Regions from separate parts of the Homo sapiens genome. Here region 1 is linked to region 2. Evidence: read pairs that join two places in POLR2A ChIA-PET (ENCODE). Cell type or tissue: PC-9. All regions are shown on one strand. Links, peaks and the distances in the headings refer to the core of each region. The heading gives the core; the rest is flanking DNA.

What was found. Peaks named below come from ENCODE experiments on the same cell type or tissue, not always from the same donor. Only the 100,000 strongest peaks of a DNase experiment are listed, where the experiment ranks them.
Region 1: POLR2A ChIA-PET joins it to region 2 with 10 read pairs; 4 of 35 experiments call an interaction of 5 or more read pairs at or near these places.

What each region holds. Positions count from the first base shown.
Region 1 is chr6:56,742,811-56,758,914 of GRCh38, forward strand. All of the region lies in intron 4 of DST (dystonin), which reads right to left. Among named protein-coding and RNA genes, the nearest start is that of DST-AS1, 93 kb to the right of the region's middle. RefSeq lists an enhancer at 9,076-9,659 and a silencer at 14,937-14,986. In PC-9, for the core only: no CTCF peak of the experiment used is centred there; a DNase peak (open chromatin) is centred at 6,941; H3K27ac peaks cover 1,697 bases.
Region 2 is chr6:56,794,270-56,810,373 of GRCh38, forward strand. The region is part of intron 4 of DST (dystonin); the gene reads right to left. Among named protein-coding and RNA genes, the nearest start is that of DST-AS1, 42 kb to the right of the region's middle. In PC-9, for the core only: no CTCF peak of the experiment used is centred there; no DNase peak of the experiment used is centred there.

The DNA of each region.
Region 1 (16,104 bases), core at 3,628-11,627, 52 kb before region 2:
ATCACCTTTATAGGCTAGACATACATCCTTCTGGGAGAAAACCACTTTTGGGTATTTCTTTATGTATGCCTTATGGATACATTTTCATTTGGATTTCACAATAATTCTGAGTTGGGTAGTACTGTCCTCAGTTTAAAGCTGTGAAAATTAAAGTTGTAGAGATTAACAATCTAGCCTAAAATTCCACAGCCAAAGTGGGATCTTAAGAAGTCTGATTCTAAACGTTTATGTCATCAAACAATAGAACCCCTAATCTAATAATGCAGGAAAAGCAAGGTGCCTCAAATTTAGGAGCACTTCACTTCTAAGTATGAATAAATGAATAATGAAAAGTCAAGACATAAGAACCCTTGTTCTAAACAAGCAAAAGACAAACTATCTTTGGCATTCTTATGCTTGTCTGAAACGTTAGACCAATAGACCTTCCTGAATAGAAACTGTATACATAGTTAATTCCAAAAAACAAACAAACAAAAATGATCACTACTTACTTCAGCAATAGAAAACCACCATTCAATCACACCACAATACTGCTGGATTAACAGTTGCCAAAATGCTTTAAAACATCTTTATATGATTTTCTAACCCTATTCTAAATATACTGTAAATGAATAAATTGTACCAGATCCTGCTGAGAAGTTCAAAGTATCTGCTTAGTAAATAGCCCTTCTCTTCCTATCTCTCCTTTTCCAATTATCTTTAGAGCCCTTGCCTCCGCTACACGAAAGCCTAAGCCTGTCTATTTCACTGAAACCAGGATAATAATAATAGCAAACACTTAGAGAGCACTTATTATTTGCCAGATGTTGTTCTCAATTACACACACACATATATAACACACACACACACTGCACATTATACTCATAACAATCAGTGAGATAACTTTCATTTACAGATGAAGAAACTGAGGCACTTAGAGGTTAAACAACTTGCCCAGGATCACAAAGCTACCAAGAGCAGAGAGTGCAGTTTGTAAAAGCCTACTCAACTTTATAATTTCATACTTAGGAAATAAAATTCTAACTTTTAAAAAATGAGTTAAAAATAAAAAGTAAAGCTTGGGCTGTGCATGATGGCTCACGCCTGTAATCCCAGTACTTTGGGAGGCTGAGGCAGGTGGATCACCTGAGGTCAGGAGTTCGAGACCACCTGCATGGTGAAACCCCATCTCTACTAAAAATACAAAAAATTAGCAGGGCATGGTGACAGGCACCTGTAATCCCAGCTACTCAGGAGACTGAGGCAAGAGAATTGCTTGAGCCCAGAAGGCGGAGTTTGCAGCGAGCCGAGATCACAGCACTGCACTCCAGCCTGGGCGACAAGAGTGAAACTCTGTCTCAAAAAAAAAAAAAAAAAAGTAAAGCTTGGCCCGATTGTTAATGGTGGGAATCCACAGAAGATGGAATTTACCTTCTGAGCTTAATGACTCTAAAGAGTGGAGGGAGGGGAGCTGCAATGCTTCACTAAGAAGTTACATCAGAATTTAAGGCAGGGATGAGATTTCTGAGTTTAAGGATCAGATGTGAATTTTAAAAGATGGAGAAAAACTTTGAAAAAGGCTGTATCTCAAAAAAAAAAAAGGTAAACATTAAGTGTTAGAGTTGTGTAGAAATAATATGGAGGGAGAAGAAAGGACGCTAGTCAGTTTCCCCATTACTGCCTGGAAATAGCTCTGTGGTACAACACAGTAAAAATATTGCAAGTAAACAGCTGTAAGATTGTTGGTATTATAGACGAAAGAAGGAAGGAATAGTTGGGATCGTTGAAAAGATCAGTTCCTGAAAAAGATGGACAATGGATGGTTGGTGAACAGGGAGCTGGGTGAAAACAAATCAAAGAGGCTGCACATCACCACCCTGCAGAATCCCATCTCAAACCACCTGTGAGCTATCAGCTCACACCCAATCATCAGCTGACAGCACTGCCTCACTCTAGTAACACCTCACTTGCCTACCTGATTTGACCTTCAACCACAGAAATCTCAGCCAACATTACTTGGTGACTGGAGGTTGTAGCTGCCACGTAGTTGAAATGGGTAATAGGAAAAAGTCCCCACTCTCATTTTAATTGAAAAATCTTTTCAAATGTTCATTCCCACAGGAACATCATTATGGTTTATTTCTATTAGTATAGACGTACAACTGATGTTCATGTTCTAGTCAATCCAACTTTCATCCACTCATCTGTGACTTATCTCTGTGGAAGGACAGACTTAGAGGAAGCTACTTAATAACTCTGAGCCTTAGCCACAGTCCACTCCCCAGCCACTCGCCCCTCCACCCTACTTTTGTTAAAAGGAAGGTCCTTACCAGGAAAGTTATCAGATAAAATTATTCATCATTAAGAAAAAGTTTCCAAAATACTTTAGGACTCCATAGGTGAAAGTATACAAATGCTGTTATTTCCACGTAATTTCTTAGCTTAGTCACTACTGCAAAGTCCCACATACATAAAGCCTACAGTTGGTCTCACAGTAATAAATATTGTCTGCCTCTGTTGTGGCAACAAAAGACTCTCATGTTGCTGCATGTACAAAGAAATATTGTAAGGTGTTAAGAAAAGCTTTCTTCTTGCACATTTCAAGAGAAGTGTGGAAATAACAAGTCCAACACACAGCTACAGTAAAATCTTTGGATTTATACTACCTGGTAGTACACGAAGAAATTATACAATATTAGAAATAAGACAATTCTTAAAACAAATGGAACCATTTAAAAATATAGAAAATAATGGTTTTAAAATAGTTGGGTGGGAAGAATATTTCAAAACAAGTCATGAACCAAAAAAAACTAAACAAAACTATCAAATTTGACAAACCACTGATATAACAGCAGACACTGTAGACAAAGTTTAAAAACTCACTAGAAGAAAACATCTGCTATATATGTAAAATATACATCAATAATATCCAAATAGAGTAATAACTCCTATTAATTAGTAAGAAGGACAGCTCTTCCTAAATTACAAATGATGTGAGCATACAATTCATAGAAGAAATGCAAATGGCCAACAAAAATATGGGGTAATACTAAAGCATCTTTCTAATCAGGAAATGCAGATAAAATTATTTCATATTGGCACAAATTTGTAAGAATGATAATGCTGAATGCAGAGAAATAGGTAGTCCCAAGCTACCGTAATGTGGGTGTGTAAAATGGCAGAGACTTTTTTATTTTTTATTTTTTTTAACAGACAGGGTTTCACTCCATCATTCAGGCTAGAGTACAGTGGCATGATCATAGCTCACTGCAAACTCAACCTCCTGGGCTCAAGCAATCCACTCAACTCAGCCTCCTGAGTAGCTGGGTCTATATAGGCACACCCCACCACCCCCAGCTAATTTTTAAAATTTTTTGTAGAGATAGGATCTCCCTTTTTTTGTCCAGACCGGTCTCCAACTCCTGGCCTCAAGCAATCTTTTAGCCTTGGCTTCCCAAAGTGCTGGAATTAGAGGTATGAGCCACCTCACTCGGCCACAAAGACTCTTTTGAGAGCAATTTAGTAGTGTCCACTGTAACTTAAAATCCATATACTTTCTGAACCAATAACTCTACCTGTAAGAAACAAATACTTGCTTATATATGATTAGCATACTAAGATGTTTACCATAGCAAAATATTTGAAACAATTTAAATATCAGTCACCAGGAGACTAAATGAATGAATTATAGTTCACCTTTCACCTATCCTATAAAATTTTAATAAAGGAAAATCTGCACATAGTAACACAAAAGAGGTTTACAAGATCAGTGAAAAAAAATGGAAAATAATATATATAAAAGGTGTATATCATGAGGAAGAGCAGTTTCATCAGTAGAAGAGAGTGGAAGCTATAAGGAGAGAGGTTGGTAGATGGTGTCTTTCCTATCTCATTCTACATATTTCCAGATTGAGTGCCTGATTATTTTACAAAGAGGGTGTATTTGTTTATTACTATTAATAATAACTGTGAGGGAAAAATGTGTTTCAGGTATTTTATTCATTTATGTATTACATATTCCGGTGGACTCTATGGAAGATATAGAAAAAAATACTGAGACACATGCCAGAGTACCCCATTCTGGTCTGAAGGCAGAGTTAAGCACTCCAGGCGTGACTGGACTTGCTCTTAGGCTGATGGCTGCAGGAGGGAAGGCAAAGGGGAGAAGACAGGGGAGGGGTGAGAGTTGGCGAGCAGAGGTGAAGGTGCAACTGGTGATACCTTTTTCAGAGAATGGCTGCCCAGTCTGAGATACAAAACAGTGAAGGCACAGGAGGTCTCTGAAAGGAGAATCAGTTACTGAGAATATAGTCAGAAATTATACTGCGTGAAGAGTCTCCTTGTTCAAAGTTTAATTGCCACAGAACAAAACAAATGGTTTTGTCAGCATTTGTCATGAATCCAGACACAGGACAAGAGTAGAATGGTAGAATGTGCTAGGTAAGCTGAGATGTAAACTACAAATGCCATAAATCTCTCCATACAAATGCTTTTTTGTGTATCTCCTCCTCTACCACTATCTGCTCTCCCAGTCATCAGATCTCCTGCCTTCCTGTAAGTGCAGTTGCTGAGCAGCTGAGGTTCAATCTTATTGTTGGCTGGGATCTAGGGGATCAGGTTCTGCTCTGACAAGGAATTTACTGGTATCTGTTCTCACAATTGGCTAAGAATTGAATATAAAACTCCTAGAATCTACCTTCTCCTACCTGAGCATCCTAAAAACATATAAAGAGATTCCTAATTATAGTTATACTGCTATAACATTTAAGTATTATATATAATCTAACTTCTGCTGATCTGAGTCACTGTTTAAGGACAGAAAGCTTCTGCAACTCTTAATCTGTAACATGCTAACCTTAAGAAATTAGACTTTTTTAAAAGGTTTTCACTATCAGCCTTTCTTTCTAGATTCAGAGCTCTAGATAAGAATATACCCCAAAGCACAGAGATATGTAACTCGATGAAAATAAATTCAATAAGCATCATTTCTACATTATTTATATGTAAGGTAAATCCATTATATTATGAAGACCTTAAGTAATTTGGTGTTTTAAAGTATTCAGTTTTGAAAACTTTTATAATCACTACATATATGTAAGGACATAAACAGAACAGTTTTCACTTTAAAAATCAAATTCATACAAGATACCTTCAAAATTTATTAAAGCAGGACCTCCAGTAACTCAGATAAAAATAAAATCAACAAATTATAAGGAATAAATACAGTTTTTCAAGTTTCTTTGAAATTTTATGACTTGTTGGTTTCTGAAAGAATCCTATTTCTTCTTACCTTTATGCTATTTTCTGTCCCAGCCAATAGCCTACCTGGACAACATATACCAACATAAGTTCATTAAATAAGTAGGTGCCTTTAGACTTCAAAATATAAAAGAATATATATTCCTATATATGGTTTCATATATGGTTATGGTTGTATATGGTTGTATACCCTGTATATGGCTTCACTAGATTGTATTTGGTAGGCTTTGGTAGGCAGCTATGGTAAGGACAAAAAACAAGATTTAGGAATCAGTAGGAGGCAAGGAATCTACATAAACCTAGGTTCAAATATTAGCATCAAAACTGGCTAGCAATTTCAGCTTGGGAAAATGATTTAACTTCTGTGCAACTCAAGTTTTCTCATCTATAAAACAGAATCATAGGTATTACTAGACACCTATTCACACAGTATTCTTATAAGCACTAAATACGATAATAGAGTATAATTAAGATTATGTAGTAGGCTCTCAAGAAATACACTGGCTTCCTAGACACTTCAATTAAATCAGCAAATTCTTATCCAGAACATGCAATAAACGTCAAAATCACAACACTATACACTACAGAATTTCACATCATCTCACAACAATCTTACTACTGTCTTTATGGATCATCATCCTCTTCTTATTGATTTTTTAAAAATAAATTTCAAAGAACATAACCTAGCCCAAGATTTCTGTAAGCAAGGAAACAGCAGAGCTGGAATTTGGCCCGGATATTCTAATACCTTTTCCACTGTACAAAATTAAGAGGTAAGGGTGAATCAAACCCATACAGTCTCCAACATCAAGGAACTAGGACAGGACATAAGATAAACAGATGTGATTTCTTACTATATCAATTCCAGAAAAAGAAAAACCAAAATAAAATGTCCTTGGCTGTTTAGGATCAAGCCGTTCACTAAATAAACTGCATAAAAGTCCCCTATATTGTAAATTAGAAAAAGGTACAGAGAAATTTTCATTCTTCTCAAGGTGATGGTATAAATCAATACAAGGTCAAAAATAAGAGCTTGGGCCGGGCGCAGTGGCTCAGGCCTGTAATCCCAGCATTTTGGGCGGGCAGATCACCTCAGGTCAGGAGTTTAAGGCTGGCCAACATGGTGAAACCTCGTCTCTACTAAAAATACAAAAAATTGGCCAGGCGTGGTGGTGTGCACCTGCAGTCCCAGGTACTCAGGAGGCTGAGGCAGGAGAATCGCTTTAACCCGGGAGGCAGAGGTTGCAGTGAGACGAGATTGGGCCACTGCACTCCAGCCTGGGTGACAGAGTATGACTGTGTCTCAAAAAAATAAAAAATAAGAGCTTGGGAGCTCTTGCCTTTCTCTGATACTGTAGGTTACTACACAGTGGAATGCTCTAATTCCGTTTACCCTGAACATAATCAGTTTTTCTTGATAAGTATGGACTGGTACCATGAATACGGCCTAAGGAATAAAATCAGATATACCTTAATACACGGCCTAATATTCATATAAGAAGTTCCATTTTTCATGAAAAAAAGTGATCTAGAATTCTTAGTAACTACTTTCATATCACTGTGGTCTCTTTAATTTGACCAGGGAGTTTAAGAGTATTTTTTCAGGTTGTGAGGCCACATTTTTTAAGGCAATGGAAATTACAGGTATGATTCACATGTGTAATGCTTTTCATTCCTATAATAGAACAGGGCCAGTCACAGAGTGAGTCATCAGCAGGAATAAATGGGTGGAGAACACCAAAGACAACTGCTCTGAACCACTGGAAAAAATTTTCATTCTGGGTTTGTTCATAATCACATGGCCTCCCACTTAAAGTTGCTTATTTAACTGTAGTTTACAGCTGGTATGGACAACTGCTTTAGTTACAGGATCACCATGCATGCCCCAGTGGGCTTTAGGAACCACACTCAACACAACCACACTAACCCAACACCATCCCAGAAGGGCTCTGCCGCTACCACCACCATCGCTGCACCCCTCTCCCTGCAGCCACACCCAGGAGTACAGATGAGCAAAAGGAAAGGCACACATTAAATGTTAAGTGTGTGGGGTGCCCGCAGACTTCTCTCTGAGGCTTAATTCCTCTTGGTAAAAAGATCTTCAAACCTGTTTTAGCTAAGGACTCATTCTCCCAGTCAATACCCAAAACACAACATGTAAAACAGACAGAGATAAAGTAGCTCTGACTGGAGTCAGAGGAGAAGAGTTTACCCACTAGAGAATATCACCTTGGGTTGATCATCTCCATACCTCAACTTTCTGTATCGTTCCAATTTTAGTATATGTGCTGCCAAAGCAAGCACCATACCTTAACTTTATAGTGAACTCTTGCCTTGTCCACTTGCTTGTCCTGAAAACCAAAGGCAAACTTTGAAGAACTGGACACCTTTCTGAGATCTCCTTACAGACATTTTAAAAATAATATACGCTTCTTTATTGCCTACTATGAGAAGAGTGGTCTCAAACTTTCAAATTCCACAGTCCCTCCTATCTATCTTCATGAGAAAGTAACATAGTCACCTTCTAGTCCCTAAGACAAAAAAAAGAAAATATGCAAAAGAAAAGAAGAGGAAATGCATTTTTCTTTGTTTCCACACTTTTATTAAGAAGTAGATAAATTATCTAACAAAAATCAGGGCTAGTAAAGAAGAAAGAATGAATGATGTGCCAATAGCAACAGACACATACTGAGGAAGTTTTCCTAATAGCTAATTCTGTGTGGTAAAAACAATCACCCTGAGATAGCACTGATGGGAGACTCCACTGGTATAACCTTTCCAGAATTTGGCAATACTGAGCAAAAGCTTTAAAAGTGTTCATAATGTTTTGTGTTCTATAAGCCAATGTCTCATATTTATATAGCACTGACTATATGCCAGGCCCTGTCCCAAGCATTTACATTTTTCACAACAGCAGATGGTTATTGTTCCTCTGTTACAGATTTTAAAAAGAGGCATTCAGAAGTTAAGTAATTTGTTCAAGGCCCCAGAATCCATGCTCTTAACCCCCAATGCTTCAGGTTCTGGAATCTAAAAAAAAATCCAAACTTCAGATGAAGATCAAAACAAGAAAATATTTATTTTAACATTAAATGCAAGTCATGCCTGTTAATAGTCAATATTTTTTAGCTATTATTATTAGCTACTAGTAGAAAAACATCCTAAACATCCAAGAATAGAAAAATTATCAAGTCAGTTATCATAGAGCCACAAAAAAAGATTACGCATTGATTAAATAGACGTCACCAATAGGGAAAAAATGCTTGGAAGTGCCTAAGAAAAAAGATTATAAGGGGATATGCCAATATAACATTAGTAATTAAATGTAGGTGGTAAGATAATCAGTAATTTTTATTTTCATCTTTTTTCTTCCAATTTTTCTTCAAAGAATATCTATTTTTTAACAATTATTTTTTTACAGCAGGCATTCTTGTGATATTTTGGTTTTGAGAATCTCTCAATTTGTACAATACTTTTTAAAATGTGTGACACTACTGCTGGTGTCAGCTTGAACATACAGGGTTAAAGCTGCAATCCCAGGTTCAGGCAGCCATTTAAAATGCTATGGAATTTTTCCCAAGAGATAATAAGCCACTGGGTTCCCTCAGAGAATAGAGAACCACCATGTGGCCCATTACCTACAGACCAAGTGAGCATTTAGCAGCTTCTGTATAACTACGAAATTAAACTTAGAAACTAAAATTTTTTTCCATAATGAAGTAATTTCAAGACTCCTAAAGCCACAGGTATGACTCAGGGATCTGCTCCAGGCCAAAATCATTCCAAAATAAAAGAGAAGAGAGGAGGGTAGAATAGGGATATTATAGAATTTTAAACTTCAGGCATCACCTGACACCTGACTAGAAAAGCTCAAAGCAAATTACTAAAAATGTAGAAACTCAGTCTACACTTTTTGCATACAAATCTCTATAAGTTAATAATGGCTTGAATCACAACTCTTATGAAGCTTAGATTTCCATGCTTCTAAAGCTTGTATCAAGCACACAAGTGGGTCTCCAGTATTTCCAAACTATTCTTTTTTTTTTTTAATGGGCCAGGCTTTTTAACAAGGTAGCATTCCATTCAGTCAACAAGCATCTCTTGAAAACCCACTAAGCACCAGGCAAGTGCTAAGCACTGGCAATACAAAAAGGCATCATGAGTCATCCTGTCTTAGTCCAATGGGAGACAGACTAGGAAGCCAGAATTTGCAAAACTGCATGGTAAGTGCTATGACAGAACTATGCAAAAAGAGCTTGGCTTGATTTTATGCTTTTTTTTTTTAAATCAAGGTACAACTAACATAAAATAAGTAAATTTTAAGTGTTCTGTTCAAAAAGTTTTGAGAATTGTTTGCATCCTGTAACCCGCACCCAAAACAAGATAAAGAACATTTTCATCCCCCAACAAAGTTATCTTGTGCCTCTTTGCCATTAATACCCACCCCCACTCCCACAGGCAACCTGATTTCTGACACTGTAGATTGATTAGCTCTGGTTGTTCTATGTTTCACATAAATATATGCATGCAGTCATTTGAATCTAGCTTCTTTCACTCAGCATAATACATTTGGGACTCATCCACACTATTACATGTACCAGTGATTTGTTCCTTGTGATTATGGAGAGGCATTTGACTGTATGGACTTACCAGTTTGTTTATTCAATCACCTACTAAGGCTGTTTGGACACTTTCCAATACAATAGCAGTTTGTATTACTATAAACAAGATTGAGTTTTTTTGTTTTTTTTGTTTTTTTTGAGACGGAGTTTTGCTCTTGTTGCCCAGGCTGAAGGGCAATGGCACGATCTCAGCTCACCGCAACCTCTGCCTCCCGGGTTCAAGCAATTCTCCTGCCTCAGCCTCCTGAGTAGCTGGGATTACAGACATGCACCACCACACCTGGCTAATTTTGTATTTTTAGTAGAGACGGGGTTTCTCCATGTTGGTCAGGCTGGTCTCGAACTCCTGACCTCAGGTGGTCCACCCGCCTCGGCCTCCCAAAGTGCTGGGATTACAGGTGTGAGCCACCACAAGACTGAGTTTATCTATCTGTTTCATCTCTTTGATTTGTATTTGTGTGGTTTTACGTAGGAGGCAGTGATATGGCGAGTATAAGGTAGAAGAAGGCATAACTGTGAGAGTGGATATGGTATGCAATGCATACAGAAGAGTCATGAATGGCTACACTAGAATAAAACACCTACAAAGATATGCCATGCTAAAAAGCTGGGAGTCTATCAGGAAGGCAACAGAAAACAGTGAACAGAACATTCAAATGGCTGCATATAAGCATTTTCCTCTCAGTTTAGAGAGCACCAACTTCAAAGGCAGAAATACCAGACCTCAAATCCCCACTCTGCTACTAACTCTATTGGCTAAAGCAACAGTCTTATTAAAGACTCCCTAAGATTTATTTGCATCATCTGTAAAATAGGGATAAATAGCACCCATTTCAAACACTTGCATAGAAGCTAAAAAGAAATAATGAATGTTATGCACCTAAGAGAATGCTTAACATAAAACTGTAGTTCTTCTTAGTGCTATTTGATAGACTTAAATGCATTGATCTCAAATATTTCCTGCAATCTAGTAATGGCAACATCAGAGGCATCCTTCTGGCTTCTGCTAATCTCTATCTACTTTAGTAACCACAGAATTATCAAATGGGACTCCAAGAAACCTATTGTTTTAAATTAAGTTAACCAAAGTTCTCTGGAGAAAATGTTTAGGAAAAAAATGAAATGAGTAAGCACAAGTTAACAAAATGAGGTTTGGAAGTGGCAACAGGACATGTATCATGGAGGCATATTCATTAACTAGACACTTGTTCATAGTTATGTCTACCCTTAAAACACAACTGATTGTCCAGTTAGAGTAACAGCATAACAGCATAGCCAGTGAAATGTCCATGGTTCCAAAATGCAGCCTAGAACAAAGAACACAGTAATGCTTCTTAAAATGGAGCTTTTTGTTTACATGAGCCATTTTGGAAATTCACTTCATACCACTGATAATGAAATTTTCAATTACAAAAGAAATGACTTTCGGTTTCTTTTAGCAATAGGAATAAGAAAGAAACTGAAGAATATATAGTGATAGATGCCATTCCAAGTGATCTCTGGTAAGAGTAAAGTAACTTATTTATAAAGTACAACTTCTAAAAGGAAATCAATTAATTCAACAAAAGAAATACGTAACTTATTTGTAGATGCTAACCTTTTAAAAAGTGTAAACAAAATAAGTAACATTCATAATAAAGGCAGATTTCTGTCTGAATTTATACAATTTTTCTATGAAATTTTATTTCTGCGATGGGGTCTGTGTGACTGATTCTTTCTAAGTTCTATGTTCTTAATTGAGAGATCCAGACTTCATTTAATCTACTTTAGCATGTCATCTATCACAGGTCCTTGAGAGTAAATGTGCTCAATTGCTTCTAAATACAGACCATTCTCATTATCACTAGTTTCTCCCACATGGCAACCTCATAAATATTTATTAGCAAAATATAGACAAAATCTGCTGAATTACAGAAACTGAAGATATAGCCCCTGAAAAGATCCAAGAGCTATGTAAACACAGCCACTAAAATAAAAATGTTACATATATTAGAGCTGGATTCAAACAAATCAACTCTTAAAAAAAATTAAAAAATTAAATCTTTGACCCATGAATATTTTAGTGTGGTAAAATAAATGACTTCATGGTTCCAAGATAAATTTGTAAAACCTAAAAATATTTTCTAACAGTCAAAACTAGATATGGATAAAGTATTTAAATTAAACATATGTTCTTTAGTTCATAAGTCCTGAATAATTTCAGTTAGTATAAGTTATTCAGAAGTTAGGTACTCTTCAGAATCAGAAAGGAATGAGATAAACAACAGGATTATAAAGAAAATATAATTGGATTATCCCTTCTATTTCACTAGCTTATAGTAATACCAAGTAATGTCTATTTTTTTCAGCTCCGAAGTACATTCCAGGACTATAAAAAATACCAGAAAATGTATGAAATGTATAAAACATATATAAAGTATATATTCCTTGCCATCAAGTCATTTCAAATCTAATGAAGAAAATAAAAAAAAAAAAAACAAGACATTAGACACTAAATAGGAAACCGGTTGACTACATGCAGAATAGGGACTGAGAGAAGAGTTACCAGTGTAACCCTGAGTACTTGTAACAGACCTGTGGGCACGCAGGAGGAGTTGTACAGGAGTTGCACAGTTGTGGGTAGCTAGAAGCTCAGAGACTGACTTTGATTATGTAAAATTTAAGAAGACAATTGTAGGTAGCAGTAGCAGAAATACACAAATGGAAATGAGCATAATGTGAGACAAGGAAACTAGTATTAATAAAATCACACTGCATTGGCAGAATACTTTCATGTAATTACCCCACTTTACATTCACATATACTCTGTAAGTAAGGCAGATACTTACATTTAAAGATGAAGAAACTGAGGTACTACTCAATGAGAGCAGCTTATCCTTATCACTGATCTCGTAATCAAGGCTTGATCACAGGTCTTCAGATTACCAAATCCCCTATTCTTGCTAAACACTACTAGCTCAGAGACTGACTTTGATGATGTAAAGTTTAAGAAGACAAAAATTTTGGTAGACTTTAAGGCAAGTATTATAAAATAATATTTTGAAATTTATTCCCATTTTCTCTTTTGCCTTTTGGCATGAAGTGTTTATCAGCCTAAAAAAGAGATTATAGAAATTCTATAAAAAGACAGGAATAACCATTTCTGGTTTATAAAATAGGATTATTCAGCAAGACACATAGCCTTGCTAGCCATACTATTGCCTGGAAAGATGTTTCCAAATTGCTTTTATTTCTGTCTCCCTTCCCTGCCTCCTTTTAATCAGGGGCCTGATCTAGCTCTTCTCCAGGGTAGAAAAGACACGCCACTTCCAGCGATGACAGCAGAGCCATAGGGCTAGCTAAAAGGAGGATATGATATAGTATATGTAGGAGAAAGACGACGGAGTCAAGAGGGGAGTCAAGACTAATTTTTCCTGTTCAGGCTTTGGCCCTGAGAGGAGGAGGTGCATTCAGTGAATAAGGAGTGATGTGGAAGGCACAGGGGGCTCTTGACCCACTCCCTATCTGGTACCGTGTAAAGGAGGCTACCCTTGGTTCTGCTTGGTACAGACCAGACACAGAAGTGTCTGTGTGTCTGGCTGGGACACCTCCCAGAGGGGTCATCCTAGCAGGGAGAGGGGGCTCTCTAGCAAGGGATACAGAGAAGATCACATGGGCCAGGAACAATCAAGCATCCCAGAAAGACTGCAGATGGGTGTGGAGCACTAGTGGAAAGCCAAGGGGAAGTCACATCAATGTGGGACACGGCCTGAGTCACAAGAATGGGCCAGAGTTCACTGGTAGCTGACTTAAGAATCAGTGGCCCACAAGGTGCCAGGCATCCAAGACAGAAAAGGGGTACAAATCACCCAGGAAGCAGGGGTCCTAAAAGCCAGGATAAAGACGCTGGCAGGAATGAGCACAGTGTTTTCCCCAGAAATGCAAGGTTGCAAAAGCCACATCTCTCCCTCAAGACACGCAGAGAAAAAGAGAGGGAGAGGAAGCTGCCTTCAACAACCAAGCATTTTTATCTAAGACAGAACAAAGATCAGAGGAGACTGTTCGATTTGCCACATCAGACTATGCTTTAAAACAGATTCAATTTTAGTACATTTTCTCACTAATCAGAAGGTGAAACTCATAAAGATGACTAGATCAGCCATAAAAGACAATATTTTCTCTGCATTTCCAAGTTCAATCATGAATTAAATCTTTCAAGCCTAGTACACAGGGCAGAAAAGTTGGTTTTATACAGAGAACAACAAAGAGTCATGGTCTTTTTTCAAGAGAAGTATTAATAAGACAAAAGCTCTCAGCAACTGTATGTGATACTGGATGAATCAATGCCTTGCAGCAAGCTCAGTCTCATTCCAGAAAGGGCTAAAATACTCATTCAGACTATTTTCATTTTAAAGCAAAGGAACAGAGATGGTTCCAGGAAGAAAAAAAAATACACTTTTAGAAAAGCAGGACTTCAAACAATGCAACTTTAAACAACTGAGAAACAGTGACAGATGGCCCTATTATGTATACACTAGAAATGGGATTTATTTTTTTCAGGAAAGGCTTTGAGAGTTGAGGCTAAAACACTGACAGTCTGTACATGGCATGTCATCTGCCAGTAAACATCAGATGTCCCTACAAACCCAAGTGTTTATAATAATGGGGAAAGAATGGCTGAAGTTTTATGTGAACACAAACGTAAATCACAACATTCTGAAATGCACAGTTTCTAACCATTCTGTTTATGGTGCAATATACAGTGTGGCCCAAGTTCTGGCAAACCACATAGCTCTTTTCAAATTGACAGTATAAGGAATATGATGTGAGCTGTGGACTCACAGCTGTGAGCTGTGCTACATTTCCTAGTAAAAGAAACCCTGATTCTGATGGGGACACATGGTAGCCTGGAATAAAACTACACCTCCCCAGCCTTACTTTCAATAACAAAGTTCCAGTAAATGAAATAAAAGCTAATGTGTTATATGGCAGCTTCTAGAAATTTTCTTTGTAAGACATCTGGCATGAGCCCCTTGCCCCTTCTTCCTTCCCTCCTCCTTTCTACTGGCTGGGGACACAGACCCGATGAATATGGCTCAAGCAGCCATCTAGGACCACAAAGCAGCAGCCTAAGTCTGCAGGAACAAGAAGTAAGGAGCCTCTGTGGATGGTGGCTATAACCATGCCAGTCCTGGACTGCCTCCTGCTGGACTTCTCTCAAGTAAGAGAAAAGTAAACTTCCTTCTCTTAAAGTTACTATTGTTTCATTTTCATGTGCAAAATAGAACCAATATTAGCCAACCTAATCCTACCCACAAATACAATGCTTTCCAACAAACCTACTACTAAGAGCTCTTTGAAATGGAAAATTTCCCAGGAAAGAAACAACTACCATTAATACAGCACAAAGTAAAGAACTTGGTATAATCAAGCGCGTACAACTGTAGCAGAAACTTTTCCCCATATCCTTGTATCCTTCTTTCTCAAAGAAACAAATTCTCTAATTATTAGCTAGGTGCAAATACACAAGGAATAAATACACATTTCCCAGCCTTCCTTGAGCTAGATGTGGCTATGTTCCAGTTCAGCTGTGGCCATTGAGATGAGAACAGAAGTGACTGTGCTACTTCTGAGGAGGGCCCTTGAAGGGGAATACAGTGCCTTTTTTTGTACTTCTTCAATCCAGATGGCTGGAATGCAGATGTGGTGGTGAAACATCTAAAAAAACATGTAAGAGTAACAACCTAGATGGCAAAGCAATGTGACAAAAGGAACCTGGGTCCCTGTTCCAGTTACTATGTGACAAACTACACTGGAATTCAACTATGAAAACCAACCATTTTTTTATGTTCAAGAATTCTGTAGGTCAGAAATTCAAACCAGGTACAAGGGGGGCAGGTTGCTGCTGTTCCATGATGTCTGGGCCTCAGCTAGTAACACTCAACAGCTGGGTGGCTTGACCACTGGGGACTGGAATCATCTGGAGGCATCCTCACTCACATGGCTGGTGGCTGATGTTAACTATTGGCTGGAACCTCATTTGAAGCAGTCAGCGAGAACAGCCACAGGTGTCATCTACATGTGGCCTGACTTTCTCACTGAATGGCAGCTTCAAGGTAGTCAAACTACTTTGTGGTAATTCAAGGTTCTAAAAGCAACGGACCCAGCAGCAAGGCAGAGGCTGCATCACCTTTCCTGACATAACCATGAAAGTCATGTGGTATTCTACTGGTTACAAGAGAGCCAGGTGCCCAACCAGATTCAA
Region 2 (16,104 bases), core at 4,451-12,450:
TTTTCATTTACCACAATCATATTATTCAGTTCTGATTATACAGAGTAGATGACCTTTAGCTTACCTCCACTCTCTCCTGAAAACACATTACGTTGACAGTAATGGAATCTGTGTTTAGGGTACATACTTACCAACAAGGAGAAAGGAAAAGGAGTTGAGAAGAACAAGGGCATTTGGTAGCTGGAAAACCCAAGAACAAGTTGTACCTGACTCAACAGAGAGGTGACCACTAAGCCAGCAGCCAGGAAAGCTGAGAGAAGCAATCTGATTCATACCTTGAAACCCCACAAAAACCTCACCAGAAAAGGATAGCAGCAGGTAGCCATGAAAGCTGGGGTGGGGTGGGCCTTGACACAGAAAGGACAAGTCTAAGACAGAGATTCCTCTCCCTTGCCCAACCCCCAGGAGGCTGGAGGTTTATTCTCTGGAGAGAGTCAAAGAGACAGGGGCTCTAATCAGCATGACAAGAGACATAAATGAGAAAGGCAAATTAAGCATGCCTTCACATCCTAAAAGTCATCCTCCAGCCATCTTCTGCCAAATCAGCTTCCAAAAGTGGAGTTGAAAAGAGTACTCTCTAAGGAATATGACCAGCCCAAGAGAAAAGATCCCAAGATTCTGATCCCAGGAGTTCCCCCACTGCAATGACCCAGCCAGATCCTATGGTAAAGGCTAAGGTTGAGAAGTCCACCACACAGATAGCGAGTCCATAATTAGCTTTTAAACATAAATAGGTACATAGCCAAGGAAGGCTTCTGAGCAAAGCCCCTTATAGGAAAAACCAGGAGGCCAAAACAAGTAACAGATTTTCAAAAAGTAATTTAGAGGAAACAGAGCAAGGAAGGGAGATAAAAAGTTAACAAAAAATTATTAATATCCTTAGAAAGGAGGGAAGATACTGCATCCTTAAATACAAACAGGAGTCCATAAAAGCAGAATAATTAGAGTACAAAAAAATGAATTCTCAGAAAAATTAAAATAGGATTACAGAAAAGGAAAACTCAGTGAAAGGGATGGAAGATCAAACTGAGGAAATCACTCTGTAAACAAAAGGAAAAAGTTACAGAAAATCAGAGAGACAAGCAGAGGAACTACAAATAACAAGATTTTTAAAATAATAGATCAGAAGAACGGGAGAAAATAAAATTTTTAATTACCAAAATTAACATAAACTTCCAGATTAATGGAACAATCAAGTACCTAACACAACGGATGGAAAGGGACCTACATCATAGCATATCATCAAGAAATTTCAGCAATGAGAGACAAAGAAAAGACACTAAAACAGTAGTTCTCAACTCTGGCTACATCTTAGAATTACCTAGGGAGCTTTTCAGAAATATCTATGTTTGGGCTCCACTCCAGACCAATTACTTCAAAATCTCTCATACCAGGATTTGGTCAAAGTCCCCAGATAATTCTAAAGTGAAGCCAGGGTTAAGAATCACAATCCTATAATGTCAAGAAAGAGTGGGGGAGGGAGAGAGAAGGGAGGATGATCTTGAGATTTTGTAATAGCAATAATGAAAGCCCAGAAGACAACAGATCAATCAGCGCTTTCAAAATTCTAAAGGAAAAATTATTTCCAATCTAGATAGTACCAATTAAGTGCAAGAGCACCAATAAAAAATTTTTCCAGGACACACAAAATTTCTCTTCCATGCATCTTTCCTCATGGTACTACTAGAGAAGACAGTTTGTCAAAACAAGGTTGTAATCAAGTCTTGAGACCACAGGATCCAGCAGAAAGGGATCTCACACAGAAAGAGGCAAACAGCAACCCCGGAGTGATGGTTATCTGTGCCCCAGGGATACGGGGCAACCATACAGAACGAAACAGAACAGCTCACAAGGTTCTGTGCAAGTAAGACCCAAAAAGATGCAATACCTAATGTGTCTGAATGTTTGGAGAAAATAACGTTAACAACTGGGGGTGAATTTATGATAAATACATAGAAAACTAAGCAAAGAAGCAAGACAATTATTAACTACAGAGCACAAACAAGGAAAGTCATGCAAGAAAGAAACAGTCATAATTTACTCATGACTCAGCTGTGAATAGCATTTACTAAATCACAATAATGTGACAAAGAATAGTGATCTAGACTAATGAATGTGGTAACTACATTGGGAAGACAGAGAATGGAGAGTATGACCTGTCTAGTGGTAGAAACGGTGAGAGTGAGCTAAATGTTCTTCTTCCAGAGAGGAAATCCAATACACAGGGCACAAAACAGAAAATCAAGAAGTAGATCCAAAAATTTGTTATCTAGTGATATGATTTAAATATCAAAAGAAACAGCCTGCAGTGTGAAATGCTTGTCTCTAGGATGCAGGCAATGGTTGGGAGTGGTGGGGGTGAGTGGCTACAGAAGCAACTGCAGATTTTCATAATAAGATTTATAGAATTATTTCAGTTTTAAACTATCTACATAAACAATCTGATTAAAAAACTAAATTTTAAAAAATAAATATTGTTATATACTGTAGTAACGTAACAAGGAAGGAGGGAGAGAAGGAAGGAGGAAGGAAGGAAGGAGAGAGAAAGGAAGGGAGGGGACTATAAGCAGAGTAAATCCTCATCTATTTTAACAGGAATTAAGAGCAAATGTCTGCAGTTTGCATATTTTTCTAAAAATCACAGCATAAGCATTTTATTTAGAATACAGAAGTACAGGCATATCCATTTTACTGCACTTGGCTTTATTGTGCTGTGCAGATATTGCATTTTACATACTGTGGCAACCCTGTGTCAAGCAAGTTTAATGGCATTATTTTTCCAACAGCATGGGCTCACTTCCTGTCTCTGTGTTATATTTTGGTAATTCTCACAATATTCAAACTTTTTCATTATCATTATATCTGTTATGATGATGTGTGATCACTGATCTTTAAGGTTACTCTTTAAATTCTTTTGGGGCACCACAAGCCACAACCATATAAGACAGTAAACTTAATCAAGAAATGTGTGTTCTGACTGTTCCAACAACCAGCCACCATACCCCTGGCCTCTCTCCCTTTCCTCAGGCCCCCTTATTCCCTGAAACACAACAGTATTAAGATTAGGCCAATTAGTAACCCTACAAGGGCCTCTATGTGTTCAAGTGAAAGGAAGAGTCACATATCTCTCACTTTACTCAAAAGCTAGAAATTATTAAGCTTAGTGAGGAAGGCATGTTGAAAGCCAAAACGGGCCAAAAGCAAGGCCTCTTGCTCCAAATAACTAGCCAAGTTGTAAATTCAAAGGCGAAGTTCTTGAAGGAAATCAAAAGTGCTACTCCAGGCTGGGCATGGTGGCCCACACCTATAATTCCAGCACTTTGGGAAGCTGAGGCAGGCGAATCACCTGAGGTCAGGAGGCCAACATGGCAAAACCCTATCTCTACTAAAAATACAAAAATTAGCTGGGCGTGGTGGCAGGTGCCTGTAATCCCAGCTACACAGGAGGCTGAGGCAGGAGAATCACTTGAACCCGGGAGCGGAGGTTGCAGTGAACCGAGATTGCGCCATTGCACTCCAGCCTGGGTGACAAGAGCGAAACTCCGTCTCAAAAAAAAAAAAAAAAAAAGCTACTCCAGTGAATACATGAATGATAAGAAACAGCCTTACTGCTGACGTGGAGAAAGTTTCAGTGATCTAGACAGAAATTCCCTTAACCAAAGCCTAATCCAGAGCAAGGTCGTAACTCTCTTCAATTCTATGAAGGCTGAGAGAGGTGAGAAAGCTGCAGAAGAAAGATTTGAAGCTAGCAGTAGGTTCGTAAGATTTAAGGAAAGAAACCATCTCCATAACATAGTTCAAGGCAAAGCAACAATTGCTGATACAGAAACTGCACCAAGTTATCCATAAAATCTGGCTAAAATCATTGATGAAGGTGAATCTAAGCAACAGTTTATCAATGTGGACAAAACAGTCTTCCAATGGAAGACTATACCATAGATATCTCTTTATTGGAGATGCCACATAGGACTTTCATAGTTGGAGAGAAGGCAAAGCCTGGCTTTAAAGCTTCAAAAATCAGGATGACTCACTTATTAGGGACTAATACAGCTGAAGTTGAAGTTGATGCTCATTTGCCATTCTGAAAATTTTATGGCCCTTAAGAATTACGCAAAACTACTCTGCTCATGCTCTATAAATAGAAAAACATGCCTGGATGACAGCGTATCTGTTTACAGAAGGGTTTAATAACTATTTTAAGCTCACTATTGAGATTGCTCAGAAAAAAAAAGATTTATTTCAAAATATTACTGCTATTGGCAATGTACCTAGTCCAAGAGCTCTGATGGAGAGGTACAAGCAAATCAATGTTTTTTTCATTCCTAATAGCATAACATCCGTTCTGTAGCCCATGGAACAAGGTGTAACTTCAACTTTCAAGTATTATTATTTAAGAAATACATTTTGTAAGGCTACAGCTACCATCAATAGTGATTCCTCTGATGGATATGGGTAAATTCAATTGAAAATATTCTGGAAAAAATTCACCAAAAAATTCACCATTCTAGATACCATTAAGAACATTCATGATTCATGGGAGGAGGTCAAAATATCAATATTAACAGGAGTTTGGAAGAAGGTGATTCCAAACCCTCATGGATGACTTTGAAGGGTTGAGGACTTCAGTCCAGGAAGTAACTGCAGATGTGGTGGAAATAGCAAGAGAATTAGAAGTGAAGCCTGAAGATGGGACTCAATTGCTGCAATCTCATGAGCAAACTTGAATGAATGAGGAGTTGCTTCTTATGGATCAGCAAAGAAAGTGGTTTCTTGAGGCAGAATCTACTCCTGGTGAAGACACTGTGAACACTATTGAAATGCCAACAAAGATTTAGAATATACATAGGACTTAGTTGATAAAGCAGCAGCGGGGCTTGAGAAGATTAACTCCAATTTTGAAAGAAGTTCTACTGTGGGTAAAATGCTAACAGCATCACAGGCTGGCTCCAGTGGCTTGCACCTATAATCCTAGCTACTCAAGAGGCTGGGGCAGAAGGACTGCTTGAGTCCAGGAGTTCTGGGTGGTAGTGAACTATGATTGTGCCACTGTGCTCCAGCCCAGGCAACAGAGCAAGAAACTATCTCTCTTTTTTTTTTTTTTAAATCACATACTATAGCTAAATCTTTCAAGAAAAGAAATGAATTGATATGGCAAACTTCACTGTTGTTTTATTTTAAGAAATTGCCACAGCTACTCAAATCTTCAGGAACCACCACCCTGATCAGTCAACAGCCATCAACATCAAGGCAAGACCCTCTACCAGCATAAAGATTATGACTCGCTGAAGGCTCAGATGACCTTCAGCATTTTTTTTTTTTAGCAATAAGGACATTTTTGTGTTTTTTGTTTGTTTGGTTTTGTTTTTTTTTTGAGACAGAGTCTTGCCCTGTTGCCCAACTGGAGTGTAGTGGCACAATCCCAGCTCACTGCAACCTCCACCTCTTGGGCTCAAGCAATTCTCCTGCCTCGGCCTTCCAAGTAGCGGGGATAACAGGCACGCACCACCATGCCCAGCTAATTTTTGTATTTTTTTAGTAGAGATGGGGTTTCACCATCTTGGCCAAGCTGGTCTCGAACTTCTGACTTCAAGTGATCCACCCCACCTCGGCCTCCCAACATGCTGGGATTACAGGCATGAGCCACCACGTCCAGCCAATACAATCTTTTTTAATTAAGGTGTATACATTATTCTTTTAGACATAATGCTATTGCACACTTAATAGACTACAATATAATACAAGCATAACTTTTATATGCACCAAGAAGCCAAAACATTTCTCTGACTTGACTTATTGCAATACCTGCTTTATCGTGGAGGTTTGGAACTGAACCCACAGTATCTCCAAGATATGCCTGTAACCACCAGACACATTTAAACATAATTCCAAATAGACTGTGGGAACCGAGTAGACAAAGGGAAGAAGGGGAACTGAAACACTTCATTTTCGTTATAAATCCTTCTGTACTGTTTGATTTTGTAATCATGTGCATATAGTATAGTGTTTTGAAAGTTATTCAAAGGTTTGTTTTTAACTGGCAACCTGCTTTATTTACTAACAATTTCTTTAGAGTCAACTCTATTGATATAATTCTAGTTCATTTTCTTAACTGTACATAGTAATAATTGCCCAACTATACAATCACTAACTTATCCATTATAATACTGATAAGCATTTAGTTTGTTTCTGAAGTTTCTCTATGAAAAGCAATAGCACAATGAAAAACTCCTATCCCCAATCTCCATGGTGCCTCTGATATCCTAGGATGAGAACATCCCCAGCGAAAAAGAATCTGCCTCTCTCTAGAACAGAAAATTAGGTTTTGTCTGGTGGAAGATTCAAGAAACTCAACAAGTTTCAAAAAGTTGTAGAGAAGCATTTTCAGAGGTGTTAATAGTTACAATGCCATGTATATAGCAACAACCTGATAAAAAATAAAAACAAAAAAAATAAAAACTCCTATCTAAGGTTGGGCATAGTGGCTCACGCCTGTAATCCCAGCACTTTGGGAGGCTGAGGTGGGAGGACTGCTTGAGCCCAGGAGTTCGAGACCAGCCTGGGCAACATGGTGAAACCCCATCTCTCCAAAAAATACAAAAAATTAGCCAGGCATGGTGGCACACACCTGTAGCCCCAGGTACTCAGGAGGCTGAAATGGGAGGATCACCTGAGCCCAGGAACTCAAGGCTACAGTAAGCCATGATCACACCAATGCACTCCAGCCGGGGCAACAGAACAAAACATTGTCTCAGGGAGAAAAAAAAAAAAAAAAAAAAACCTCCTATCTACTCACACATGTGCAAAATTTTAATCTGTTCGGTTGTCTTCAAACTTTTTACATTATGTTGCCCCAAAGAATTTTTAACCTTTGCCACATTTTTTAAAACATAAACTCCAGATTTTATATGGATTTCATCAGTTTTTCATTAATATCCTCTTTTTGTTTTAGGATCTCATCCAGGACGACAATGCATTTAATTGTCGTATCTCCCCAGTCTCAAAGGCTGTTTTTCACTTACACTCAGGAGATACTTGTTTAAGCACGGTCATTTGTATAAATTTAACCAAAACATTTAACTTCTCTGATTCTCAGGTCTGTTTGCTGTAGAATGAGGAAATACCGCTATCTGAGAATATCTAATAAGATAATAATATGAAAAGGCCCTATAAACTGTTTTCATACTGGGAGTGTATATTTGCTTAATACATATTATTCACAAGCTAGTCAAGGATCTAAAATGTCTTCTCTTATAAAATGTCCAGAGAGAATTAAAATTCTCTTCCCCACCCCAACCCGCCAAATATGTAACTTCATCTTTATAACTACATGGAGAACCCAAAGACTCGACATGTTCATAAAGGACTTACATATAATGTTTGAGAAGCCCCAAGGAAAAAAATCACAATGTAAGTCTAAAGAAGTGATAATATAAAATGTATTTAATGTTCTAATCTTACTAATACAAGTCACACAATAATTTTTTTTTTTTTTTTTTTTGAGATGGAGTCTTGCTCTGTCACCCAGGCCGGAGCGCGATGGTATGATCTCAGCTCACTGCAACCTCCACCTCCCGGGTTCAAGCGATTCTCCTGACTCAGCCTCCCGAGGAGCTGGGATTACAGGCATGTGCCACCACACCTGGCTAATTTTTGTATTTTTAGTACAGGAGGGGTTTGGACATGTTGGCCAGGCTGGTCTTGAATGCCTGACCTCAGGTGATTGGCCCACCTCAGCCTCCCAAAGTGCTGGGATTACAGGCGTGAGCCACCACACCCAGCCGTCCACATAATAATTATTAAGAGAGAAACTAAAGCCAATTTCTAATTCCTTAATATCTACTACCATTTCTATTTTTTGTTTTTTCATTCATCTATTTAATTTTTATATTTAAGGAATAATCTGAGCATTATTAGCAGAATGATGACATGGAATTAACAATATGAGTACCCTATTAAAATTTTTATAATTCTATAAACAATCAAAATTATATTTTCTGATATCCATGGACAATGAGCAACAATTTTCTTAGCTCTATGAATTTAAGTACCACTTTTCTTAAAACTCTTAGGGAAAAAATGTAAGTCAACCTTTTAAATTTGGTAACGGGAAACTCAGCCAATAACACTTTAACAAAGTGTAGCATGTAAGATTTTAATAAATATTTTTGTTTGGGCTTTAATACTACTAGTTTTATACATGTATATATATATACATATATACACAAACTATGAACATCCTAGTAGGATTCAACCACTGAGAATTATATCAAATATTGACTCCTAACTGCCAGCTAGACTCTAACAGGACATTAAGACAAAGACATCTTTTAGGACAAAGCATGAGCTCATGGGAACGTACTAATTTATCTGATATAGCACAGTGCCCTACTTTTTAGTAGCAAGACCTTTCCCTTGCTTTACACACATTACACCCATTGATATCCATGGGAGCCTGATGCAGGAAAGGAGCACCATGTGGCCTCTTGGAAGGGAAAAATTTATGTCTGCTTTTGAATGTTGTTTGCCACCTGGAAGCCAGCCAAACCAATATAAACATCCCCATTCATAAAGCACTGGATAATTCTTTGTCTTCAGTAAATTCCAGACTTTTGAAAAGGTCAAATTCAATTCGAGAAAAGGGAAATCATTATACTTTAAGAAGGCCCAGAACACAGAAAGAATATCATACATTAAAAGATAGTACAGTACTGACAAATAATCCAAAATACTGTAGCTGAGATGAAAATCTGCAATAATAGCTGCCATTTGGGGGCTGTTTTTAATGTGTTAAGCATTGAGCTAAATGCTTTACATAAATCATCCCATTTGATTCTCACAAAAATCAGGGAAGTGGATGTTATCCATATTTTGCAGGTGAGGAAAGTCAATCTTAGGTTAACTGGCAGAACCAAAACTGTAAAACCCTGTGCTCCTAAAATACTACAGCGTACCTACCATTAACTGTAGAACAAGGGCAATAATATTAGCCAAGTGTCTGGATATAGCCTATTCCTTGGGAAATCACTTTTAAAATTTATGCTGCAATCTTACTTGGTAACTTTGCTTAGTTTTCCATCGGCGTTGTTTTTTTCTTTCTTAATATCTATCATAGTGACACTATTGATTAAATACACCTTCAGTTTCTTAAATGTTAAGGAGACTGCAAAATATGAAAAAAAACAATAGAATAGCCTTTAATGGGACCATGTGAGTACAAGCATCTTCCATTTAACCTAACTACCACCATTTTCTTTTGATATAATTATCAAACTTTTCACGCAATCATTTTCTGCACTGCCAGAGGCAGAGCTCCCTTTCAATAAAAAAGATATGAGGAGATGCTTTTCCAACTCGTACAACCCCTGATATGAATCTTACAGGCAGACCAGGCTGGCCAACAAAGTCAACTCCCATCCTGACAGACCAAGAGTTCAAATACTTTAATACTGTGGTAACCCCGACCTTTTACATTATTCTAAGATGCCTTCTGTTAAAGCTTAGAACAACTCCCTAGGGAGCAGTGCCACAGGAATTTCTGTAGTTCATGGAAAAATCTGAAAAGCACAGATACAATTTCTTTGTAACCCAATCTCCAAAAATGGGAGATTTGAAGTGAAGGGAAGATTTGTGTTAGAAATGAAGGCAGCTTTCCCATCACATAAATGAAAGCAAAGAACAAAGGTCAAGGGTCACCACCCCATTTCACTGAATCTAAAGTCCTCAATACCAAACATATGACCAAATTCAGTCTTCCAAATTGTTACAATTTAGCTGGCTATCTTTACTGCGTAAATTTGAATATACTGTTTAAATCATAGATTTCATTTACAAAATCAAACTACCAAGACACAGGATACACTAAGGTGTATATATTGCATAATTAAGTAGTAAAACATCCCAAGGGCTCCAACCACAATTAGATTTTTACCGTAAGGATTGAATGCATGGTAATCAGAGAGATCATCTGTGACTCTGCAATGAGAAGGATTTACACAATTTCCAAATTCTGAAAACCAGGTTATTGCAATGCCTCTGAAATACAGTTCTAGGAAAAGCTGTCGTTAAGTAAGATTAAAAATAAATGTTAAAAAAAAATTTAAGGTAATTATGACCCTAGTTTCACAGAGATAACTGTTTTGGTATTACTAAAATTTACTATTGATACTATATACTGATTTAAAGAGAAAGAAATAACAAGAAATATTATATTGCTTGCTCCAAAGAAATCTTAATATATCTTAGCCTCTTTTGACAATTAAAATCTGCTGAGGCTCAATACAGGTTTACCTAAAATTCCACTGCAATAGTACATTTTTTAAGGCCACATCATAGAAGAGACAATGCTCTAACGACCACGCTAAAGAAGTTCCATTAAATACATATGCACAGAGGAAATGAACATAACTGTATTAAGCCAAACTATAATCCTCCCCAGATCTTGTTAGAGTAAGCCTTTATTCTGTTGATAATAATTATCAGTAATCCCTTACATACAAGAACACTTCTCGCCCATTACTGATTCATAAAAAGTAGAATCAGCAAGTTTTGCTACTATAGTGTCATTTCAAGCTGTCATTTCAAGCTGAGGTTGCTTAACTAATTTTGAACTCACTTTACAAGATGTAAAAATTATATCCCTTTTAATTCTAAATTTTTCATTAAATTTCATTTAGGGTACAAAATTGTGAGTGTTCTGATTATATAAAGATCATTTCCATATTTTTAATTTTATATTTAATTTTAAACATTTAAATAAATATATATTCTACAAATCATCATTTATTCATTAAAATTACTCAGATTACTTTTGTCTGTAAAACAAGGTCTAAACAACTGACAGAGTTCTCAAGCTAAGTTGATAAATAATTCATAAATCATGTGCATCATGCAGTTTCTAAAGAAACTGAATCATCTGGGACTGGGGAAACAAACGAGGCAGCCAAGAGTTTTGATTTCCTATGTGGGTGTCAGCAAATCAAATACCTTCCTTATGACTGAGTTAGTTTATATAGAAACAAGGTAAAATACAAGGTCTTTGGAAAATCACATTCACTATTGGAAGACAAAATTTCCATGTTATCTTAAAAAATAAAACTGAACTTACTATTAACTGAAATTTGAAGTTAATATCACCATGGAGTCAAAATACTATCCCTGAACTACTACAGTAGTTATACCAGCTCTTAAGTAAAAACGAACAGATTCACATTAAAAACAAACAAAAAAAAACACCTTCAGTATTTCCTAGTTAAGCAGAATGATTAAAGAGCAAAACAACTGGTTAAACTATCAATTTGGTTAAATGATTTTTATTGAATAAGACAAGCATGGGATGTCACTTTTCAAAGAACTACAATAAGCTGCTAACATTTATTATCTACCATGTGCCTACTGGCACCATTCTAAGAGTGTAACTTAAATTAATCCTCAAAACAGGCAGGTACTAGTATCATTCCCATTTCAGAGAAAAGGAAACTGATACACAGATGGGATACACACTTTGCCCAGATTTAAACAGTTGGGAAGTGGCATATTTTGTTCTAAAACCAATACTGAATACAATGTAATGATTATTTGATGATTCAGAAAGGAATAGAATATTTAGTCCCAAATACAGACTCTTTCTGAAGTTAAATCATGACTGTACAAAAATGTAGACATCACATAGACACAGATATCCCAAATCTCCCCGTAAGAAATTGCTTTGCATTTCCCTGAAGGACCCTGACAGTGCTGACATGCAAACCTCATTAGGATGGGGGTAAGTGACAAGGTTCTGATTTCAAAACAGTGGACTTTCTGAATTCATAAGACTGAGAATAACAGTGTAACAACCAGTTGATTTAGTCACTATCAAATTATTTTCACATCTCATCTTCTAAAAAGTTTTAAATAAAAAATATCATTTTCTCCCCCACTTTCCCATAAATGAGGCAAAATTTAAAAATATATATTCTGTGCAAACACTTAAAGTATGTTATTCTAGTTAAGTTATTGCCCAATCTACAAAATACTCCAGTGGAAAATGGGGTGATAGTGAGCTAGCCCCAAACTCTGAAAATTAAACCCATAAACACATAGTAGGAGAGATTAAGACAGTGACATACAAAAAGAGCAAAATCTTCCAAGCAAAAGCAGAAAGCAATATTGGAAAATCAAAGGAAGACTGGACTAAATGCAAGGAAAGCTGTGGCCTAATCAATGGTATTAACATAATCCAAAGGAAGAATGTGTAAACAGCTACAGCTGGAGAATGAATGGTAGTGTGGAGTAGAGAAAAGAGAGGCCCTAAAAGCAAGCGTGTGGCAGTGTTCATCAGCCATGCTGACCATAAAGGGAGCCCTGAGCAGCTGCTACTAACCATCTGGTTGCTGGGCAAGAATAACTATTTGGCAGAGGTGGATCCAACAGGCCATCATTACTTGATGGTAAAGATGACAATGATGATAATAATGACAACAACTTGTATTGTGCAGTAAACTTTTTGCCAGGCATAACATTAGGCCTTTAACATACATCAATTCACTTAACCCTTAGACAAAACCAATGACATATTATCCCTATTTTATAGACAAGGAAGATGACGCTCACAGAAGCTAAGAAACTTGACCAAGGTCACTCCATAAGTGACAGAGCCATGATTTGAACCCAGATATGAGTCTATATAATATACCTATAGCTCTATATACCTATAAAGATGGCTGAGAGAAATTAAAGGAGATCTAAATATATACTACGTTCATAGATCAAATGACTCAATATTGATACTTGTGAATTTCTCCCCACTGACCTTTTTTTTGAGACAGGGTCTCGCTCTGTCCCCCAGGCTGGAGTGCAGTGGCACAATCTCAGCTCACTGCAACCTCCGCTTCCCAGGCTCAAGCAGTCCCCCCATGTCAGCCTCCCAAGTAGCCTGGACTAGAGGTGTGTGTTTTTTGTAGAGACAGGGTTTTGCCATGTTGTCCAGATTGGTCTTGAACTCCTGGGCTCAAGCGATCCACCCACCTTGGCTTCCCAAAGTGTTGTGATTACAGGTGTGAGCCACTGCATCCAGCCTCCCAACTGATCTTTAGACTCAACACAATTACAATCAAAATCATGGCAAACATTTTTATAGAAACTGATAAACTGATTTAAAAATTTACATGGAAATATAAAGGAACAGACTAGCCAAAACAATTACGTAAAAGGACAAACTGGGACTCACATTACCTGATTGCAACATTTAAAGCTATCATCATCAAGATGGTGTGGTAATGGCATAAAATTAAACACACGGGTCAATGGAACTGAACAGGGTCCAGACAGACCTAGCAATATAGGGTCAACAGATTCTTCCCAGAGGTGCCAAGTTAATTCAACGGAAGAAAGGACAGTTTTTTCAACAAATAGTGCTGGAAAAACTAGACATTCATACGTAACTAGCATATTACCTAGCATCATACACAAAAGTTAATTCAAAACAGACCACAGTCCTAAATGTAAGGGACAAAACTATAAAACTTCTAGAAAAAAATGTAGCTGCATATCTTTATAATCTTGAGTTAGGCAACAACTTCTTAGACATGTCATCAAAAGCATGAACCACAAAAGAAAAAAATTGGTAGGCTGGACTTCATCCCAATAAAAATTTTTTGCTGGTCAAAACATAATTCCTATTACTTCCAATTCCAGGCATACTATGGCTTCTCATACAGATTTTCTGATAGAAAAAAATGTACTAGTCTTCTATCCAACATGAATGTCCAAACCACTTGGCTGTTGAATTCTTTTCACTATACGTTAATAAACAAGTTCTGGTTTAAACATCAGGCACCTTGGAGTTTGTTTACCTAGAAAGGGTGAGTCTCCCTGGGCTAAGAACCAGACCCTGAGCTATGACGTCATCCAAGTAACACCCCATGACTTCTGGCCCACCTACCCAAGCCCTAACAAAGTCCACAACTGTTTGTTATAGTTTCTTTTGAAAAACAGTACTTTGTTTAAAAAAAAAAAACCAACTGAGATTGTCCGTGCTGCTACTTTTTTCTCAAAAATACAAAAGTCTATAGGAATCGTTTATATTTGCTATTAAATACTCCAGCAATAAAGTTTGAGGACAAAAAGCGTTGAGAGACATGAAACATGAAAAGTTTGAAATAAAAACAAACCACAGTAATAATAAAACTTAATGCAGTGGGAAAAAAATGTAAAATTCATGTTTTCCATTCTTATTTTTTAAATCATGGAGAAGAAAGGGTAAAAAATGATTTACCATTTATCTAATATGTTGTAATTGTTTCCTAAATGAAAATAATAAAATTATCCACAATTGAGCTAACCCAACATTCCTTTAATAAAGAAGACTACGGATGTGGCTACTTAGATTCAGCATAAAATATCATTCTATTTACTTTTTGCTATTCAAATTAAATTTGATTTCCCACAACTAGTAAGATGTATTCTACAATTTGTTTTCCTGCAGTAAGATTCAATTGAGAGGTTAAAATAAATGAACCAGTGAAACTTTTATAATCAGCAGATGGAGCACAAGCTAATAATAGAAACTAGACAACATTTCCTCCCACCTGCTGGTATTCTGTGTTTATCAGTCAGTGATAACTTCAGTAATTTGTGAATAATGGCTAGTGGGCAAATTTGTTGCATGAGTCTGGTGTAAGTCTGGTTTATATTGGACTGCCTAATGTGAATCCCACAGTGCGGTGCAGCCTTCCTCATCACCCACACTGCCCTCCATGGTCATCTGTAATGTCAAATCACTCAGCATCTGATGGCAAAGGGAACAGCTGGGAGGCAGGATTGTGTGAGGACTCTACACTATTGACTCACTCCTCTCAAACCTCCCCACCTTCTCTTGAAAGGCACTCATCCCTCTTCTGCCCTGTGATCTGCTTCTTGGTGCTCTCCCTTAAGCCTCCAAGATACTACCGCACCCCAAATTCTTTCTCTGTCTCCCACTCCAAAGTCAATCTCATCAGTCACAAAGTATTCAAGGAATGGGTCTGGTATCAGGGAACAAATCTCAACTGCCCCTCCCCGAGTGAGGCATAACTTCTGAATGCTCCAATCATCTTTTTCTGTCAGGGCATCAGTCAGGGTGCTAGCTAGAGTCTCAGGGGTATACAAATCTTTCAAACACTATTAAACAATCTTATTTCACAACCTAACCATTTGAGTGGTAGCATAAATTAAATTTAATAATGAATATTGCCATCTTATGATGATTATATTCTTATATAGTCAAACATTAGAAACCAAAGAAATTAGAGCCTGCAATATACTATCTCTCATAGTTCTACCTGAAAGAAAAAATGTAAAGCATTAAAATATTTAATAAATTTTTGGCTGATGCCTGCACACATTTAATTTAATCTCCCACCTTCCACATAGATCATTGATAAAATCATAGTAAACGTAACCATTCATGATTCATTCTGTGGCAAGATACTCAATAAAGCTTAATTATGTTTACCACCTTGAACTAGAACAAGAAAAGAAACTGATATATTTTAGACAGATTTTCAATCACAAGGGTATAACTTTTAAATAAACTTCTTTCTGCTTCATTTTCCCCTAAGAAATTATATGAACAACTTAAATTTTGATATGCAAATTTTTAGGAATTTTAAATATAGCATTTTTACCTATCAGTATTACTTTATTATTTTTGTCTCCTAGTAGCACTAAACGTGTTGGCCTATAGAAAATAAAAGGATGACAACCCGTACTTTCAGTAAACAGTTAAAGAGCAAATTTTAGTTATAATATATTTATGGGCCAGGTAAAGTGGCTCACACCTGTAATCCCAGCACTTTGGGAGGCCAAGGCAGAAGGACTGCTTGAAGCCAGAAGTTCGAGACCAGCTTGGACAACATAGCAAGACCCCACCTCTATAAAAAATTAGCCAGGCATGGTGGCACGTTCCAGCTACTTGGAAGGCTGAGATGAAAAGATCGCTTGAGCCCAGGAGTTCAAAGCTGCAGTGAGCTATGACTGTGCCACTGCATTCCAGCTTGGGTGATAGAGCAAGACTCCCATCTCTTAAAAATATATGTATTATATCTACACACAACATGATACCACCCCTTCCAGAAATGGCAGCAT